2 separate regions of the Mus musculus genome follow, and region 1 is linked to region 2. Evidence: chromatin loops called from intact Hi-C (ENCODE). Cell type or tissue: heart. All regions are shown on one strand. Region 1 overlaps Gmds (GDP-mannose 4, 6-dehydratase). Region 2 overlaps Gmds (GDP-mannose 4, 6-dehydratase).

Region 1 (4,000 bases), 150 kb after region 2:
GAAAGTGTCCTATGGTTTCTCACTTCACACCCAAAAACCTCCACAGGGCCCTAGTTCCCAGACATTCAACCTCACTTCCTGGCCCCATCTGTTCTGCTCCTCAGCCCTATACTACTACCTTCAGTGTGTACCATGAGTTATTGAAGTAGAAGGTGAGGATAAGAAAGAGTGATCTTCTTCAAACATAAAAGTCAAGTAAAAAGGCCTTTGCAATTTATAAGCAAGACAAAGTTTAATCCACAGATCTTTTTTTCTTAGAGACACTATTTCAAAGCCATCAGCATCTGAGAGGTCAGTTTTATTTTCTCTCACTGACAACAGATGCAAACTTATTGCGAGTATCATTTTTACCTTTGTACAATTTGTATGCCTCATCAGCAAAACGTGTAATTTTAGCATTAACGTTTTCTTCACTACTCATAATTTCACATTCAATATTTTCTAGGAATTTTCCCCAGTGACTAGTTTGAAACCATGGCTGAATGAGCTTCACAGACATAAATGGTGTAGTGCCTATTAGCCACATCTAAATTAGTTGCTGTACAACACAAATGGCATGTTTTAGTTGCTTTATTGAATACTGCCTATGTGAAGAGCTTTACATGAATTCTGAGATGTCATTAGGAAACAGGACCGTGACAACTGCCAATATAGCTCATCTCAGGCTTGAGGACCTGAGCTCAATCCCAGGAAGCCATGTCAGAGGAGGAGACAAAGGGCTCTACAAAGTTCTTTTCTGAAATATAGAAATAAACTTTAAGATATATTGGAAATAAGGAAAGCAAATTTTCCAAGTATAGATACAGATCACATAAGAATAATACTAAAATCAAAGAAAACATATCTAAAAATTCCCTAGTTTTCTAGAGTACATATTAAAAACATAAGTAAAACTACAATGGTAAATTAAGAGGTAGAACAGATTATAACATTGAAACTAGAAGCCGGTTTAAAATGGATTCCTGAGGAAGGTGTGCTACATCAGTACTTTGAAGGGTGAGGTCTTCCCATCAGTGGAGAGCAGCAAGGTGCACAGCAAGAACAAATCGAATCACCAGCAATCGCCTGGGCAGCTTGGCTGCGGACTCTTAATGGAAGGACACAGGCGGAGAGGAGGAGCAAGCCAAATATGGAGAAAGCCTTCACCAGCCAAAAAGCTCTGAAGTCCAGGGTCTAATTACTTTTCCTTTTCATTTACTATTTCCTTGGTAGCCTTGAAAGGGACTGGAAAAAACTATTTTCACTGTTTAAGATACAACGAAATGGAATAAAAAGCACTTATAAGAATATATAAATCCTGGGAAAACTGAGAAAGAGGAATTCTTAACATCACAGTAGGCAATTTATATTTGACTAAGGATGGACAATAACAAAATATACTGGTCTCTGAACACAGAAATTAAAAAGTGAGGATTCTCTAGAAACAAAAGTAAGGGGACAGGAAAGAAAGGAGAGTGCATGGCAGGCACTGGAAAATAGTGTATGAGGCTACTGACTATGCTTCATATATTTACAAATAAAGTTTTCTCATTAAAGACAGACTTAAAATGAAAAGTACAAAGTTCAGAAATTGAGAAATAGAGACGTGTAGAAAATTAAAATTCTGTTGCAGCAATCACATGGCTTTCTCTCACAAAGGGCACATAAAACTATCACTAGGATCCTTTTCTACATGTGTATCCCACCAAAAGCCTAATATCTGTGATTCTCTGTTCACAGGTTATAAAAAGCTTCAAATCACTACAGAAATACAAATTTCTAGAAAAGAGCATGCTTAAAGGCAGTTATTATAAATGGTCTAATCAAAAAAGTCTAACTTATAAGAAACCATCTTAAGTAGTTCAATACATTTTGGTCTTGATTTTTAATTTTAGAAACTTTTTTATTGGCCTGCTTGCATCCAGGCCAATAGTCTGTCTGTTTAGAACAATTACTGAAGAATAGCTTGCTTAGCATCCTGATGTGGATACAGGACACCCTTCAAGAGGAAAAGATCACTTAATTGAAGTTAAACATGTTTCAGGTTTCTGAGTGGAGAAAAGGTAAACATAGTTTTATATCCCAAATCATTTACCCCTATGATTATCTCAACTACCAGAACACCAAAATCAATTTCACTGTACTTTCATTTATGCTTTATAATGGGAAAAAAATGACACATTTCCAAATTTAATTAACCAAAACAAAAATTCCTAGGATACCCCATGCAATTCTGAGTGGACTAAACAATACATCTTAGCCACTCAGGACAAAAGGTCATTTGGAAGGGATGTGCCTTTAAGAGCTTACAAAGGCTTCGTCTCCAGCACTGTAATGAAAAAGGAAGCATATCTCAGTGGAGGAAGGATGCCCACTTTAAATAAGGAAATGGGTCTGCAGGATGCACACACACTGCTTTCTGTCAATGATAAGCACAGTCCACAAGCCCAGCCCCAGACGGCTTGAGCTTTCATGCGGAAGACCCACAGAGCACGCCTAAAGTAAACAAAGGACAAGCAATGTGTCCACTCACTGTTTTATTAAATGATTTATGGCTTCATAACAGGGGCTAGTAAATACTGAGGACTGTGTTCCAGCTAAGAGCTGTAATTACTTGTGTGATGACTGTATACCAGATCAACGCCAATAATGTTTTGGAGAGAAGCATACTTTAAAGTTTATGAGGATAATTATGCAAGATAAATGGCTTTGCTGTGCTTTTTTTTTTTTTTTAACCAGGGAAACAAGAAAGCAGAGATTCCCTAATACTTTTACTCTAATTTAAGAAACTAGCCTATGAACTGTAAAGCATTTTATTAAAGTTTAAGACAGAATAAATCTGATATTTGAAAAAATACTCATTTTGTTTAATTTTGGCAACCATCTTTTGTTCTTCCTCCACCTGTGTGTATCTCTATCACTTCCTCTTGTATACAAACACATAAACTCCTCAGATGTTTTTCACCTACAATAAATTCTAATCACTATTTAATTGCTTGGTGATGACTGTCCAATCTGTCAAGCCATCTTGACTCTGAGTCACTGCATTTCCACTCAGTCCATAGTGAATTACCATACAACTAAAGAGACACTGGAACAGGTACACTGTGGTCCTGGAAAAACCCACTAGAACGTGGGCAAAGTACCGGCATTTCCTAAAAATTGCCTGTGTGAAAAAAGGAGCATGATTCATGAGCTTATCTATCATACTTGTCAGTGGCCATGGCAAACATTATGATTCTGAAAGACTACTCATTCTGAAAGATTTATATCAAGTACGGCTCTTACTATGAAATAATTTTAATTGTCTTTTAGGGAACTCTCTGACCAACTTGGGCTGGTTTACAAAATACCTGTATATACACTCTCTTGGGTTTCTAAAGTTAGAAAGCTTTTCTAAAAAGACAACTGAGGCAAACATTAATATGGTGCTCTGAAGTACCTGAAGAGTTTCTTATTTTTGCATCTGAGAATGTGTAGGGAGAGAGGGGATACACAGCTTCAAATGGTCCATTTTCTACTTTTCATGGACCTGGATCCATATATAAAAATGAACATAAAATGGCTTTCTTATTTTAAGTTTCCCAAGAATTTCTAGCAAACAATTTGTATAGCTGACTTGACCACTGTAAGTCTTGGGGCCTAACTCCTCTCTGGGGATCAATGACATGTCTACCAAAAAGAATTTATAAGATTCACTACAACAATTCCTTTGCAATTGTTATTTTTGATGGTGAAGGATATATTTTAAATAGTACATGTGCCAAAATATGTACTAGCTGCAAACAAGACCATGTGTACTAGATAAACATAGGAAAATTGCTATAAAGTGGTTCACTAAAATGTGAGTATACTTTAGGTTAAAGCACATTGCTGAGAGATGTGGTGGCATACATCCCACTTTTCACTAAAATGGGAAAGGGCAAAAACATGAGTATTACAGTTAGGATGCAACTTGAATACAATAACAGAGTTTCTCCGATTGCTTTATTATAAACAAAATCAATTATTACTGTGTCAA
Region 2 (4,000 bases):
TGTGGCAACTGATAATAGATGTAGCTTGCACTAATATAAGGGAATTTTCACAAATACTTCAGAAAAAGTACCTCCTCTTCATTCAGATCTAGAAAATGACAGGGTACTATCGTTTGTTTTAAGTTGTTCCTCGAAAGCAACTCCACAAACACAAACATAATCCCATTGGCTTTATTTTGCCATTGTGGAGCAGGTTTAGTATTTCCAAAGTAACCTAGCAGTTATTCTGAGGCCATTTGTAAACTGTATCCTGATAGGCTACCAAGGCCATATCATCATTATAGGATTAGAAGAAGTTAATGGCTTTCTTCCCTCTAAATCATATCACTGGCCACACTGGCCTCCTGACAATGAGCTTGATTCTCCAGCATGAACACATTTCTTCATGTTATACCTCTGGAGCCAAAGGACAAATCATTGGCTGAGTGCTCTTTTCACTTGATTGGGTGATACTATCATGAAAGTCTTGGCCTTAGACAATTACTGTGATGCATACAATAGGTCATTTCTTAAGTCTCTCTGGAAAAATGAGGACTCAAATAATAATTCCTCCTTGTACAGTTGCCATTAAGAGCTGTAGAATCCCAAACAGAGGCTAGTTTTAATGTCAGTGTGCTTGGTATGATTATGAAGTACTCAGCTGAAGGATTATGGGAGATGGAAAAGTCTCAGAGGCAGCATTTAGGGCAAACACCACTTAATAAACTAAAAACCACCTTTATAGAATGTCATGCCACTCAAGGTAGTAAACAGTCCTTTATTCTAGCTTGCTGAGGACTCCTTGGTGTAAAAATGACCAGGGCCTGGCAGCACACTCCAAAGCCACGTGTCCTGTCTGTGGCAGACTAGTTCTCGTATACACTAGGATCTATGTGGTCAGTGCAAAAGGCTTTGGGGTAGTTATAGCAACTTTTACCTGCTTCATTTCTATCTCTTCATGAATTTTAAAAATGATCCTAGGACATGGTTTCTTCTTGGTCATAGCTCATATGTCCTACAACAAATTAACAGAAACAGGGAAGCTGGTAATTTTGATAAATGAATGGTGACTAGTACTTACACAACTGAGCTAGAACTACATGAGAGTCAGAGGTCCCACTGAGTTTCATCTTGTCTTTTTCTGTCTTAGGGAGAAGCAGACATGTAGCAGCCACTTGTGGAATGGCTTCTGAATAGGCATTACCACACAGCAACACTAGGCTGCTAACTGCATACTCAGGATGAAAAAGCAAAAAGGAAAAGGTGAAGATAGAGAGAGCCAAAGACTAGCAGGGCTTAAAAATCATTTGGTGTCTGATGGTTGGCTTGGATGTAAACATTTGGGGTGTGTGGTAAGCATGGGAGCATACTACATTTCAGAAAACACATTTACAGAGAACCTTTTACTTAAAAGCGAACTTTTCCCTCTCTCCCTTTGGGCAGAGCTTGGCCTGCTGCAGACCAGGAGGTGTGAAGCATACAATGAACTTGATCAGACTGTCTCTGTGGCAGCTGTCCAAATCACACATTTCCCTAGCAGAACATTCAGGCTTCAGGAGGAAGGAAGTCTTCTGCTACTGAAGATCATTAGCAGTGCTGAGTGCAACCACTGTCAGTTGCTTTGGGGTTGGCCTCTGATCACTCATACAAAGGACGGAAAATTGCTGGCGCCGCTGGCCCTGTGCCCAGCCTGTTGGACAGCAGAGCCTATGAAAGCCACTTTTTTTTTTTTTTTTTTTTAAATAGCCAACACACTGGAAGGGGGCAAAGGGTGGCTGGCATACACCCTCAGGCACATTAATCAGCAAGGAATTGATCAAATGTCACCACCCACTGGACTTCACTACCAAAACTCCATGCAAAGGAGACTCCTAGAAAAGGGGAGGCCCCAGAATAACACTGCATGCATAAAATGTCCTCCCTTCCTTCATATGGAAAGCTCATCTCTGAGGTGTCAGGATAAAACATGAGAACAGCATCTGTCCTTGGAGACCAGCAGGAGTGATTCACTATTTCATGGCACAGAGAAGGGAGGAGGACACTGTAATAAAAGTTTATAAGGTGAAATCTAAATCCTGAATGTCCTGCACCTTAAAAAAAACTTTCTTCTTTGTTTTGTTTTGTTTTTTTCTTTCTTTCTCTTCCTCTCCCCTTCCTGAGAGAACATAACACAATGTAATTAAATGGTAAATTACTCAAGAAAGAAATGTCTAGACTCATGAAAAAAAAATCTTTGTGCAGAAACAAAACTTTATACACCTCACATATTTTGGATAGCCTAGTTCTTCCAGCAAAGTTTAACGCTATAACCATGATTGTTTAAAGAATAATTTTCATCAGATGAAAGGGTAGTGAAGTGAAAAAATTCACAATTCTAGCGTAAGACAATCTGTGGATGAAGGAATTAATTGCTCCTTAAGTAAACAAAGTAAAATTTGAGGCCATGAGTGAGCTTTTCTCTATTTCTAGTCAGTCTCTGAACAGGAAATGTGTTGCCCTGAGAGTCACAATGCATACATTCTCCCGAATCCTGAGAACAACCCCAGTATTCCTCCTATTCATCCCTAAAGGAAGATGTCTGCATACCAACAACTGAATCCACAAGGTGAAGCTTAGATCTTGGCTAAAATTTACAATATATAAATAGATTTTATTTAACTTAATTTAGAAAACTTATGAAGGATTAGTATTTTAAAATACAGTGGCTGAAGCTGGGCCTATGGTACATACCTTTGACTCCAACACTGAGACATAGGCAGCACAATCTCTAAATTCAAGGCTAACCTGGTATACATAGTAAGTTCCAGGCTATTCAGCAGAATAGTTTGTCCTCAATGTGTGTGTATGTGTGTGTGTGTATGTGTGTGTGTGTGTGTGTAGCTAAAATGGAAATTAGGAAAGTTATAGATTTAAAGGTCAAAATGTTTGACATAGTTTGAAATTGAACTACTTTGTAGGAATTTAATCAATTAGCACAAAATTTCAAGATATTGTACAAGGTTTCATTAAGGGACTACTGAAGGTATAATGCAATTAAATGTAAAAGAGACTCTATTTAAAATGCTCCAAGTAGACAGGCTGTGCTATTTTAAGGTACTAATTTCCATCTGGCAGAGCAGAACCAGACCTACAATGCTGTGCTTCAGAGCAATTGCTCTTAGGTCTCAGGGTGCCGTGGGGTTACTGAGTGTCATAGGCACCATGATACATCTTCTGTACAGTGGCTCCAGTTGGGATCCATCTCTTTTTAGTGAATGACATCTATGCGAGAGGCAGCAGCTCCCTCTCTCATTATGGAACAAAACACAACAAAACCCTTCATTTGCTGTGCTTTTGTAAGATTTAGTTTAGGTTGAAGCAACAGTATACTTTTGATATGAACATAGAACACTATTCTTAAAGCACACTAATTGAAGAGCAATTAATTAAATTATATCACACACAATAACTCCTAAGAACTACTTTTTAAAAGCCAGATGTTGCATTCATATGGTTAAAACTTCAAAAACTAACAAGGCATGTCGTTGCAATCTCCCCTAATTAGCATCTCTTCCTTCTGCAATCAAGCAGCCACAGTTTAATTCCCATTTTACTCCCCGTTTGCATCACAATCTGCATACTATCCCAATCATGCCACTTCAGTTTCTCATCTCTGAAAGGAGTTTGTTTCATGAATACCCTTTTACGTTTTGACAGATGTAAGAAACCACCTCATAAATATGTCATCATTTAAATTGTTGAATTTAGACATTAGCTTTCTATCGATGGGGATGGGCTCTCCTCTTGGCTAAAAAAAGGGGGGCGGGGACAAAAATACTGAGGGAAAGGCCTTGAATTTTTAAATCTTCCTATGATTCTGTTCTGCAGCTGTAGAACTATGCACTTTTTGGGACTTTCAGTTTGCCATCTATCTCTATCACAAACATTGCTTCACCCTGTTTTGAACTTTTATACCTTCTAACAAGTAGCTTTTAGTAGTCCTCTTGGTTCTAAGTAGAGATGATAAGATAATAACCACCAC

What was found. Peaks named below come from ENCODE experiments on the same cell type or tissue, not always from the same donor. Only the 100,000 strongest peaks of a DNase experiment are listed, where the experiment ranks them.
Region 1: it touches region 2 in a loop (2.5-fold over the local background); 4 of 42 quality-filtered maps call a loop at or near these places.

What each region holds. Positions count from the first base shown.
Region 1 is chr13:32,166,924-32,170,923 of GRCm38, forward strand. The region is part of intron 4 of Gmds (GDP-mannose 4, 6-dehydratase); the gene reads right to left. Among named protein-coding and RNA genes, the nearest start is that of Gm52055, 65 kb to the right of the region's middle. In heart, no CTCF peak of the experiment used is centred here; a DNase peak (open chromatin) is centred at 2,388.
Region 2 is chr13:32,017,498-32,021,497 of GRCm38, forward strand. The region is part of intron 7 of Gmds (GDP-mannose 4, 6-dehydratase); the gene reads right to left. All of the region lies in intron 1 of Gm35672 (a long non-coding RNA gene), which reads left to right. Among named protein-coding and RNA genes, the nearest start is that of Gm35672, 11 kb to the left of the region's middle. In heart, no CTCF peak of the experiment used is centred here; a DNase peak (open chromatin) is centred at 1,624.